Linked DNA regions of Homo sapiens: all the other regions are linked to region 3. Evidence: chromatin contacts called from ENCODE Hi-C or POLR2A ChIA-PET data. All regions are on one chromosome and are shown on one strand. Each heading gives the region's core, a stretch centred on a gene start or an enhancer-like site at or near the end of the contact. The rest is flanking DNA. Distances are from core to core; before and after follow the strand shown.

Region 1 (3,882 bases), core at 573-3,072, 290 kb before region 3:
CTACAGAGAAGTCTTTCGTGAAAGGTAAAGTCAATCCATGTGACAAACTTCATAGTTGCCTTAAGAATTTGCCATAGCCACTCCAACTTTTAGCAACCACTGCCTTGATCAGTCAGCAGCTATCAACATAGAGGCAAGACCTCTGCCAGCTAAAAGATTATGACTTGCTGAAGGTTCAGATGATCATTAGCACATTTTACCTATAAAGTACTTAAAATTAAGGTATAAACATTCTTTAGACACAATGCTATTGCACACTTTATACGCTACAGTATACTGGAAACATAACTTGTATATATATGCACTGGGAAATCAAAAAATTCATGTCACTTGCTTTATTGCAGTGATCTGGAACCATGCTTGCAGTATCTCCAAAGTATGCCCATACTTTAAATAGTTAGATTACTTATAATACCTAATATAATGTAAATGCTCTGTAAATAGTTGTTATGCTGTATTTTATTTGTATTATTTGTATTGTTATTTTTTGGGTTTTTAAAAAACATTTTTGACCAGCTGTTGGTTGATTCTGTGGATGCAGAAGACCCACTGTAAAACTATTAACTCATTTAGTCTTCCTAAAAACCCTATAAAGTAGGTACTATTTATTATATTCCCATTTTATAGATGAGAAAACTGAGTCATAGAGAAATAAAGAAACTTGCTCAAGGTCACACAGCCAATAAATAGTTTGATCTGAGAGACAAAGAAAACTGAAAAGACAATAAATTTATCTTTATGTAACTCAGAATGTTACTGTATGTCCTATCCTCATAATATCTAAAATTGTCCCTTCTGTTATTGGAAGTACAGGATCCACACGTTAGGAAATTCTGGCCTACTACAGGATAATCTAATATTTTAGAATTTTAATAACTAAGCTCTTCTATCTTTTTAGCCTCATCACCTGCCACAGTAACCTACCAACGTCTGGCACCCAGCCATTGCCAATGCTTCCTAAACCCAAACCTGTGGGTTTCCAGGGAGACTGGGGCATTTTCCATCTGAGTAGACAGTAAAAATAAGCAAAGGATTTACCATCATGGAGCTTCTGGGACTATACCGACCACGGGTCACTCTGCGCTGCGATCTGTAACCTAGTCAGTTCTGAGATGCACGGTGGCTCAAACGCACTTAGCATGGTGACTTGCCACTCGCACTGGCCCAGGTCTGGCACCGCGCTACAATTTCTTCTGTAGCCCGTTCTGAGATTCTGTCACTCTCCCTGAACTGCAACTCTCTCTCTCCCCGCCACACCCTAAAGCCCCACATCTTCTCAACCCTCTCCCACCGCTTCTTGGAGAAGCGTCCCCTCCCTCAGTCTTACCTTTGGCTTAATTTAAACTCTCCCGAAAATTTATAGCGGATGACGGCCGATCCCGCCTCCCAGACCATGTGGGCGCGGCTCACCATTGCTCCGGAGCACCTGCGGCGGGGGCGGGGTGGGACCAGCCAGGCGGGCCCAGGGGGCGGGCCCGGCCCAAGGTGGTGGGGGACGGGCCCGGGCGCCAGGGGCGGGACGAGGCTCTGGGGACTGGCACAGAAAAGGGAAGTGAACCTGGCGAGGGCGGGGCGGGATGGTGCAGTTGGTGGGGAAGGGTGGGGCGAACCTAGGAAGGCGGTCCCATAGGGCGGGCGCAGACTGGGCGCCCGGGACGGGTCAAGGAGGGCGGAATGAACCTGGAGAGGGCGGGGCGGCTGGGGGAGGGGCGGGAAGGCCCTGGGGACTGGCCTAGGGGCGGGCCCGGGGGGGTGGGGGGGCGGTGCGGAATGGAGCCGGAGGGGGCGGGGCGGCCCTGGCGCGGCTAGGGTGGGGTGGGGCGTCCCAGGCTCTGGCTAAGGAGCGCGCGGCGGGCGGGCCGGCCGCAGGGCCTGGGCACGACCATGGTGGGACGTCGCCCGCGGCTTCGGGGACCGCTGCGGCAGCAGAGGCGGCTGGCCAGGAACGCGGGCCGAGGCTGGACCCTTTGGGCAGCTAGCCCGTGATCTCTGCCGTCACCGATCGCGATTCCTACCCCCTCGCCTTCCCCCGGCGCCGACGGCCACACCGCCGGACGATGCGCGCCCGCGGCCGCCCGGGAGGCTGAGCCCAGCTTCCCGCTCCGCCTTCCCCGCGCAGCTGCCCCCATGGCTTTGCGGGGCGCCGCGGGAGCGACCGACACCCCGGTGTCCTCGGCCGGGGGAGCCCCCGGCGGCTCAGCGTCCTCGTCGTCCACCTCCTCGGGCGGCTCGGCCTCGGCGGGCGCGGGGCTGTGGGCCGCGCTCTATGACTACGAGGCTCGCGGCGAGGACGAGCTGAGCCTGCGGCGCGGCCAGCTGGTGGAGGTGCTGTCGCAGGACGCCGCCGTGTCGGGCGACGAGGGCTGGTGGGCAGGCCAGGTGCAGCGGCGCCTCGGCATCTTCCCCGCCAACTACGTGGCTCCCTGCCGCCCGGCCGCCAGCCCCGCGCCGCCGCCCTCGCGGCCCAGCTCCCCGGTACACGTCGCCTTCGAGCGGCTGGAGCTGAAGGAGCTCATCGGCGCTGGGGGCTTCGGGCAGGTGTACCGCGCCACCTGGCAGGGCCAGGAGGTGGCCGTGAAGGCGGCGCGCCAGGACCCGGAGCAGGACGCGGCGGCGGCTGCCGAGAGCGTGCGGCGCGAGGCTCGGCTCTTCGCCATGCTGCGGCACCCCAACATCATCGAGCTGCGCGGCGTGTGCCTGCAGCAGCCGCACCTCTGCCTGGTGCTGGAGTTCGCCCGCGGCGGAGCGCTCAACCGAGCGCTGGCCGCTGCCAACGCCGCCCCGGACCCGCGCGCGCCCGGCCCCCGCCGCGCGCGCCGCATCCCTCCGCACGTGCTGGTCAACTGGGCCGTGCAGATAGCGCGGGGCATGCTCTACCTGCATGAGGAGGCCTTCGTGCCCATCCTGCACCGGGACCTCAAGTCCAGCAACAGTAAGTGGGGCCAGAGGGAGGTGGGGGAAGACTACCTCCGTGCCAGCCCAGGCGGGCTCCACAGGACATAGTACCAGATGGAAAGAGGTGGGAGTCAGCCTTAGGGCGCCAGCAGCAACTCATGCCCAGGCCTTCAGGGCTCGGAAGTCCAGCTAGTCCTTGGTTACTTGCTTTGGGGCTGGTGACACGCTTAACCTTGACTTGCCTTTGGGTGCTTTTTAAAAAAGTTCAGACCAGACTTGCTTGTAGAGGAAACATTTGTAAAATACCTGGATCTCCTAGAAACCTCAGGGGGCAGTCTGGCCTTTCAATACCAGAGGTGATTCATCTGGGTAGGACTTTGCAAACCGAGGCCTTCTGCAGATTATATGGAACCCATGACCGTCTTCACCCGGTGGCCTTCATCAAAGTCCCCGAATGCACTCGGGGACGTCAACTTTACAAGTGCTGTATTGAGGTTGCTGTTTGCCTATTCAAAATATGACTTCATGTCTCTTACCTTTTCCAAAGACTGTTTTCATTCAAATGTCTCTCTATGGGCCAGGCGCGGTGGCTCATACCTGTAATCCCAGCACTTTGGGAGGCCGAGGTGGGCGGATCACCTGAGGTTACGAGTTTGAGACCAGCCTGGCCAACATGGCGAAACCCTGTCGCTACTAAAAATACAAAAATTAGCCCGGCGTAGTGGCAGGCGCCTGTAATCCCAGCTACTCGGGAGGCGGAGGCATGAGAATCACTTGAACCCGGGAGGCGGAAGTTGCAGTGAGCCAAGATCGCGCCACTGCACTCCAGCCTAGGAGATAGAGTGAGACTCTGTCTCAAAAAAAAAAAAAGTGTCTCTACGTGAAATATGATTTTATTATTGGTTCAATGGCTTCTTTTCTCCAGACAAGAGGCACTGGTGTGCACCGTAATGCACTTTTGGGTTAATAACAAGTGCATTGTCCTTG
Region 2 (4,031 bases), core at 1,071-3,570, 450 kb after region 3:
TCCTTTGGCAACACCCTTACAGATACACCCAAGATCAATATTGCATCCTTCAATCTAATCAAGTTGACAGTATTAACCGTCACAGATCCCAGTGAAATGAAATTAAGAATCAATAACAAAACATACTTAATGTTATTTCAGTACTTTAAACTTTAGTGAGGTTTATTTTATGGCCTAGCTTGTGGTCTGTCCTGGAGATGTTTTGTGTGCACTTGAGAACAAAGCATGTTCTCCTACTGTTGTGTAGAGTATCCTATAGATGTCTGTTAGGTCTAGCTGATTTTTAGATTTTTACTGAAGTCTTCTACTTCTTTGTTGATCTTTTTCCTCATTGCTTGTCTACTATTGGAAATGAGGTATTGAAGTTTCTAACTATTATTGTTGAATTTTCTATTTCTTCTGTCATTTCTATCAGATTTGTGCTAACTTAATTGCAGTGAGCGATAGGAATGTTACTCCTATTTATGTATTTATTTATTTATTTATTTTGAGACAGGGTCTCACTCTGTCACCCAGGTTGAAGTGCAGTAGCACAATCTCAGCTCACTGCAACTTCCACCTCCCAGGCTCAAGTGATCTTCCCATCTCAGCCTCCCGAATAGCTGGAACCACAGACACATGCCACCATGCCTGGCTAATTTTTTATGTTTATTTTTGGTAGAGACCGGGTTTTACCATGTTGCCCAGTCTGGTCTTGAATTTTTGAGCTCAGGCAATCCACCTGCCTTGGCCTCCCAAAGTGCTAGGATTACAGGCATGAGCTACTGTGCCCCACCCTACTCCTATTTATTTTTAATCACTTCCCCACCTTTAATCATTTCTGTTTCTCTCCATTTCTTCCTGTGTATTTGAGTTACAATCTGAAGTAATCTCTTTATCCCAACATAGCTTTGCTCCTACTCATTTCATCTTGTGCTGTTACTGGCAATATATTCTATTTCTATGTCTTATAGGGCACAGCATACATTATACACAGACTTTTTAATATAATTGCTTTTTACATTACTTACGAGAATAAGGGAAAAGAAATATGCATCTATACTGTCCTTTATAATTACATAATTACTTTTAATGGCTTTTTGTGTGCATGTATTTTTGTGTAAACTCAAATTACTCTCTAGACTTACTTGCTTTCAGCCTGAAGAATTTATTTTAGTACTTCTCGTAAGTCTTGTCTTCTAGCAACAAATTCTCAGTTTTTGTTTATCTCAAGGCGTCTTTTCTTTTCTTTTTTGTCATGATTTTTTTAATGATACCTTAACTAGTTGTAGGATTCTCTGTTGACAGGTTTTTTTAAATATGTTATCACACTGCCCTTTGGCTACTGTTGTTTCTATTGAGAAGTCAGCTGTTAATCTTATTGAGATTCTCTTTTAAATGATAAGCCAGTTTTCTCTTTCTGCTTTCAAAACTTTCTCTGTCTTAAGATTTTAGAATTTTACTGTCACGTGTCTGTGACTCTCTTTTTGGTTGTTCTACTTGACGTTTGTTGAGTTTTCTGCATGTGTAGATCACTGTTTTTTACAAAATTTGGAAAATTTTTAAGCCATTATTTCTCCAAATATTTTTTTCTGCTCTTTTCTCTCTTCTTTTGGTTTGCCCATTATGTATATATTGGTAATTGGTGTGCTTAGTGTCACAACTTTTCTGAGTCTCTGCTAATTTTTTTTATTCTTTTGTTTCTCTGTTCTTCAGGTTACATAATCTTTGTCAATCTATCCCCAAGTCTGCTAATTTTTCTTCTGCCAGTTTAAATCCACTGTTGAGTCCCTCTACTAAATTTTTCTTTTAGTTGTTATACTTTTCAACTCCAGAATTTACGTTTGGCTTTTTAAAAAAATAATATTTGTCTCTTTAGTGGTACTCTATTAGGTGCAACATTGTCATCATATCTTTATCTTTTAAAACATGGTTTCTTTTCGTTTTTTTGAAAATATTTATAACAGTTACTTGAAACTTTGCCTTTTAAATATGACATCTGGTCACTCTCACAGTCAGTTTCTGTTGTCTATTTTTTGGAGGTATGGGTCACAATTTCCTGTTTCTTATATGTCTCACAATATTTTTTGTTGGATACTAGACAAAAATGTTACCTAAAACCCCACTGTAGAGAACATACTGTTGTAACTCTGAGTACTTCTCCCCATCCCTAGGACTTGGAATTGCTCTTTGCTTACTGACAACTTTTGTTACTGTCTGGATCATTTAGTGAGGTTTATTTTCCTCTTGTTCTTTCTCGTTATAGCTCCATTGCCTGAAGTTTCTGATGTTATTCTTTGGTGGTAAGGCCTTGGGTATACCCTGAGTCACCCTAGGATGACAGTGGTGTTGGCAAAGCTATCTTTGACTTTTTCTTTCCCTGGTCACACCTAGTTATTAAACTCCACTACGCACAAACTGGTTATGTCCTGGGGGCATAAATTGTTCTACAGACTATTCAATCTATTGTGGCTCTTTTGAATAGTTTTCAGGTCAATGTTTGAGATTCATGTGGAACCCCGGAGGGCTCCTCCCAGCTGTCTCCTTCCTTGGACCTCTCTGACAAACTAGTAAGCCTAAAGTTGTCTTTTACCACAATATCAGCTGGTTTTGATTGTGCCCTTAGGCCTGAACTTTTCCTGGCTCTGTTGCAAATGAAGTCAATTTCTTTAGGAAATAATTAAGAGATTTCTGTTTTCTGTTCTTTTCTTTCATCCATGAGCAAAATCTTTTTTTTTTTTTTGAGACGGAGCCTTGCTCTGTCGCCCAGGCTGGAGTACAGTGGCGCAATCTCCTTTCCCTGCAAGCTCTGCCCCCTGGGTTCATGCCATTCTCCTGCCTCAGTCTCCCTGAGTAGCTGGGACTACAGGTGCCCACCACGCCTGGCTAATTTTTTTTTTTTTTTTTTGTATTTTTAGTAGAGACGTGGTTTCACCGTGTTCACCGGGATGGTCTCGAACTCCTGACCTTGTGATCCGCCCGCCTCGGCCTCCCAAAGTGCTGGGATTACAGGTGTGAGCCACCATGCCCGGCCTAGCAAAATCTCTTAATCAAGGTTCTGTGTGTGGAGAAAATGACATGCTTCTCTCTGAGTTTAACCCCCACTTCAGGATCTGAGCAAGAGCAAGCACCATCAGGGTCCTAGGATTCCTATTAGTGTCCTGCCCAAAGTAGAGCCTCCGTCCTGTTCCCGGACCAAATTGAGGGTTGGGCTGCTCTTTCTCATGGCCCAGTGAGGAGTTACAGATGAACTGGGGAGGAAGAGAGCTTTTATTTCTGCAACCAGTTACAGAAGGCCTGGAAATTATCACCAGACCAACTCAAAATTACAAAAATTTCCAGAGCTTATATACCTTCTAAGCTATATGTCTATGTGTAAGTGTGAATGCATCTAAAGACATAAGTGATTAACTTCTTTTAATCTATAACTAAGGTCTGAGTCCTGAAGACCTTCCTCTGGAGCCTCAGTAAATTTACTTAATCTAAATGGGTACAGGTGCTGGGGTGATTACCCCTATCTTGTCTCCTGCTAAACTACAGAGGTTTGGGGAGTTCCTTCAGACCTCCAATAAGCTTGTTTATGGAGGCCTGGGGAGTTTCTTCAGATCCCCCCAATAAAACTTGTTTAATCCTAAATGGGTCCTGTTAACAATTCCTTTGTTATTTTGTCATGTTTTAAGGCCTAGGAAAGACCTAGGCAAAACTCTTGGTGGGCTTTTGTCATATTTCAGCCTTGGTATAAGGGCACTGGCTTTTGTTTAGCTTTTAATATTTAACTTAACCACTCAGTCAATACTGAAACAGTTGTTATGGAGGCCTGAATTACTGAGACCCAGCCTGCCACAATCCCAGCATGGAGGACTAGGCAGAAAAAGGGAGCATCCACTTTTTGGCATTCACCTAGAACTTGGCCTCATCAACAGGTAGCTAGGAACGATCTGAGACCTGCCAATGGCCGCTTCTTCTGTGAAGATAGTCCTACATGTGGGATCTGAGGGTCCAGATAGTCCTGTATTGTTAACTGCACCTGGAATGAAATCTCCATCTCACTG
Region 3 (3,870 bases), core at 478-2,977:
GATGAGTAAATTTTGAAGTACAGAGAAGTAAAGTGGAGGGCTGGCTTCAATCTTTTGAGTAACGTAGGAGGTAAGGCTATTGACTAAAAGTGAAAAATCACTGATATATATGTTAGACATTTGCACAAGTTTCTATGAAAATACAAAATATGACTTGTTTAGAGAACTTCAGTAAAGTAGGCAAATGTTCAGCTAGGTGTTGGAATGATTAATTGTACAATTCAGTTTTGTGTATTTTAAATGTTTTTCCTGATTACAAAAATAATATATATCCACTGTAGAAAATTTGAAAAATATTAAAAGGTACAAGAAAGGAAAGTCATCTATATACTCTACTATTACCCAAAGACAACTGCAAGGAGATAGTTTTATTCCTATGCAGTTGATTAATAATGCAGATGTCATTTTATTTTGTAACAAAATACAAATATTTTACATATTTGAGATTCTACACAGTTTTGCTTCAATAGTCTTTAGACACAACTTTAATGTGTTTAATGTCTATATGGTGTCCATGCTGTAGAGATGCCATAACTTATTTAACCATTCTCTATTTTGGAATATTTAGATTGTTCTGAGTCTTCATTATTTCATCTATACCGTGTGTGTGTGTGTGTGTGTGTGTGTGTCCCACATGTGTATGCACTATATTATACAACTACATGTATGTATATATAGATACCGTCTATGACCAGTCTTTGTAAGTAAGTGCCTCTCTGATTGTTTTTTCTTAGGACATATCACTGAATCAGAACAAATAAACCCTTTCAAGGTTCTTGAGACGTGTCGCTAAATTGCCTTTCCAGAAAGGGTGTACCAATTTTTATTTTCATCCACAAGCAGGCGGCTCGCTGACCCTCGCCCACATTTTTGTCACTTTAAAAAGAAGTGACAGTTGGGAAAGCTCAGTTTCTTCTGGCAGTTGACACATTTGGGATGTTTTTTCACCAAAAAACCTAAGGTCATGTTTTAGAAAATTCGAACTCAGAAATAGGACTTCTCTGAGACTCTCCTTTTCCCTCAAGTCCTTTTTGTGAGGGGGATGGGTGGGAGAGAGGAGACTGATTCAAGGAGCCTTCCAACTCTGATGTTCTGGTATTTTCACCGTCATTACTGGCACCAGATTGCTCAATCCTTCGACCAATAAGACAAAGAAGGAAAGTACTTCAGCGCTTGCTGTTTTGTAATACTGGCTTTGATTGGGAGAAAATAAGTGGGAAACAAGAGTAGCTTGGACAGGGGGCTTGGACGGCCAGCGCATTGACCAGAAGCGGCCCACACTACACGCGCGCGAACACACACACACACACACGCACACGCCGCGCGCGGTCAGCTAGAGTTTGGCTACTGGACCCAGGAAGGGAGGGAGCGGGAGGAGCTGGTGGCTGTCGGGTCGGGGTCTGGGCGCCACCGAGCGCCCGCCCCACCTCTGGAGTGCGCAGAAGGCGGTGCGTCCCGGGCCCCGGCAGCCCAGCCCAGGCGCTCTGGCCAAGTTTGCGCGCGGTCTCCGCTGACTCTCGGGTTACCTGAGCCGGCAACCACGTCAGCGCCACATCATCTGGGCTTTTTATATTGCAAGGAAACAGGAAAAGAAGGAAGAAAAACATCGCCCGAGAGAGCCAATCGCAGGAAGACGGCGCTGCCCGGAGGAGCGGGGCGGGCGGGCGCGCGGGGGAGCGGGCGGCGGGCGGGAGCCAGGCCCGGGCGGGGGCGGGGGCGGCGGGGCCAGAAGAGGCGGCGGGCCGCGCTCCGGCCGGTCTGCGGCGTTGGCCTTGGCGGCGGCGGTGGAGAAGATGCTGCAGTCCCTGGCCGGCAGCTCGTGCGTGCGCCTGGTGGAGCGGCACCGCTCGGCCTGGTGCTTCGGCTTCCTGGTGCTGGGCTACTTGCTCTACCTGGTCTTCGGCGCAGTGGTCTTCTCCTCGGTGGAGCTGCCCTATGAGGACCTGCTGCGCCAGGAGCTGCGCAAGCTGAAGCGACGCTTCTTGGAGGAGCACGAGTGCCTGTCTGAGCAGCAGCTGGAGCAGTTCCTGGGCCGGGTGCTGGAGGCCAGCAACTACGGCGTGTCGGTGCTCAGCAACGCCTCGGGCAACTGGAACTGGGACTTCACCTCCGCGCTCTTCTTCGCCAGCACCGTGCTCTCCACCACAGGTAGGGTATCCTGCGCGCCCCCTGGCCGCCCCGGCCACCTCGCCCACAACCCACACACCCCGGCCCCGGCGCCCCGGGCCCCTCTAACCCTCCCACCCCACCCCCCACCTTTCGCCATCCCGGCTCCTCCAGCCCGCCTCCCCTCACTGTCCTCCCGACCCTCCGACCTTCCCCTTACTGGCGTCCCCGGCCTCTGCCTGGGTGACTCGGGAGGGCAAGCCCTGCGGAGCCGGAAGCCAGAGAGGTGACTCCAGACGTGACTTGGTTGTTGCCGTCCGTAACTCTGGGGAAGTGGTCCCTAACTTCGGCCTGGGTGGCTGCAGGTGCTTCCTCCCCTTGAGTTCTTTTTTCGCAACCCACTAAGCCAAACTGTCGGGTTTGAATGTGTAGCAGCACCTGGCCGCCGTGCGGCAAGGCAGCGGGATGATGGAAACTCACCACCTTCCTCCCGCACCCATCCCAGAGGCCGAGGCTGCAGTCTGGTAATAATACCTTCTAAAGGGTCACCTTCCGGAGTGTGCCGTCCCTTTGGACCATGCACAGATATTCCAGCTCTTTTGTACCTTGGAGGCAGTTTTGGGGGTAGCCGAGTGACATCACTCTGCTCTTCCCAGGTGACCTCTGGGCGGACAGGCCGATCCGGTTTCTTTTCAGAGTAGGAGGAAGGGTGAGGGAGAGTAAAGGAACCATAGGATTGCCTAAGATCTGACTTAATTGGGGCACCCTGATTCAGCAGTTCCTTCAACTTGAGGTGTGCGAGGCTCCCCATAAACTTCGAAGCGCCACGTCCCCGTACGACTCACCCGCGGGGCGCCCGGCCATGGAGGAGCCTCCTCAGGTGAAAGATGAGGCCGGGCGCATGCCCCAGGGCTCGGTCACTGTGCCAGATCAGATGAATGAAGGCCGAATTTCCCCAGCCGGACCTAGTAAGGCACATACCCAGAGTGGAGATATCAATTGGTATTTGGACAGTGGGAGGAATCTGAAAGAGCGTTCAGCACAGTCCCTTCTTTTGATCTATGAGATCCAATCTTTGAAATAATCCATCTCGTCATGCACAAGGTCACACACTTCCTAGTTACCAGTGTCGTCCTGGAACCTGGGCCTTGTGATTTCTCTGCCAGGACCACTTTGTAACCCCCCACCCTCAACCTTTACAGGTGAATCACATCCCTTTGTGTGACTCCCAACTCTTCCTTCCTCCCCACCCCCCTCCACCACCCAAATTATTGTGTATAATTCCCTTTGGGCTATATCTTGTTGACTATCTTGGTAATTACTTGGTAATGAGTAATAATACACTATTCATGTAGATCACATGAAACAATTATTCAGAGGTCTGGGGTGAATTACTAAACTGATGTAAATCTACCCTGAAATAAACAGAAGTGGAATTCTAGCTTGTATTGTGAGATCTAAAAAACTGTTAAATGTAGCGCTAGACAAGACAGACCTGTTATCTCACTTTCCAAAGAATGCCTGTTCCCTTGCCAATACAATTTAATTTTTCTTTCCATAACTCTGCCTCCATTGTCTTTACCTAGTCCTCTGTTCCTCAGATCATTTAGGAGTCACCATGCCTTTCCTTTGGAGTATATTTGTGCTATATTGAGAGTCATTCATTCTTCCCAGAAGTAAGTGTTTCCATGGGGCTACAGAAAGTTTACAACTGGGTCACAATGTTGGGTAAACATTTCGAAGGATGCTTATAGCGTGTGGTGT

What was found. A loop is a pair of places that touch in the nucleus more often than their neighbours do. ChIA-PET counts read pairs that join two places held with the same protein, here RNA polymerase II (POLR2A). Pooled maps may share reads with other maps.
Region 1: a pooled map shows a loop between it and region 3 (4-fold over the local background). The contact joins the promoter of MAP3K21 here to the promoter of KCNK1 in region 3. A Hi-C loop is called at or near these places in 1 of 37 single-sample maps with no recorded cell type and 3 of 50 pooled maps. POLR2A ChIA-PET finds 5 or more read pairs at or near these places in 3 of 52 experiments (A549, MCF 10A and activated CD4-positive, alpha-beta T cell).
Region 2: a loop to region 3 is called in a map of PC-3, with 5 times the contacts of the local background. The contact joins the enhancer-like site here to the promoter of KCNK1 in region 3. A Hi-C loop is called at or near these places in 3 of 168 maps with a recorded cell type or tissue (PC-3, PC-9 and mammary epithelial cell), 2 of 37 single-sample maps with no recorded cell type and 5 of 50 pooled maps. POLR2A ChIA-PET finds 5 or more read pairs at or near these places in 1 of 52 experiments (activated T-cell).

Annotation. Positions count from the first base shown.
Region 1 is chr1:233,325,902-233,329,783 of GRCh38, forward strand. MAP3K21 (mitogen-activated protein kinase kinase kinase 21) reads left to right here and starts at 1,823. Exons shown (of 10, transcript NM_032435.3): 1 at 1,823-2,932. The coding sequence starts at 2,128. It also overlaps a transcript of PCNX2 not described here. RefSeq lists silencers at 1,337-1,636, 1,827-2,126, 1,926-2,077, 2,267-2,466.
Region 2 is chr1:234,059,976-234,064,006 of GRCh38, forward strand. All of the region lies in intron 2 of SLC35F3 (solute carrier family 35 member F3), which reads left to right. Among named protein-coding and RNA genes, the nearest start is that of SLC35F3, 160 kb to the left of the region's middle. Within about 2 kb of position 2,321, at least 3 of the 41 ENCODE cell types and tissues checked have a DNase peak (open chromatin) inside an H3K27ac peak, as active enhancers do; they include PC-3, PC-9 and mammary epithelial cell, where a contact is called at or near this core.
Region 3 is chr1:233,612,379-233,616,248 of GRCh38, forward strand. It overlaps KCNK1 (potassium two pore domain channel subfamily K member 1), which reads left to right and starts at 1,728. Exons shown (of 3, transcript NM_002245.4): 1 at 1,728-2,148. The coding sequence starts at 1,794. RefSeq lists enhancers at 854-1,506, 2,695-2,754 and silencers at 1,295-1,394, 1,755-1,824, 2,165-2,224.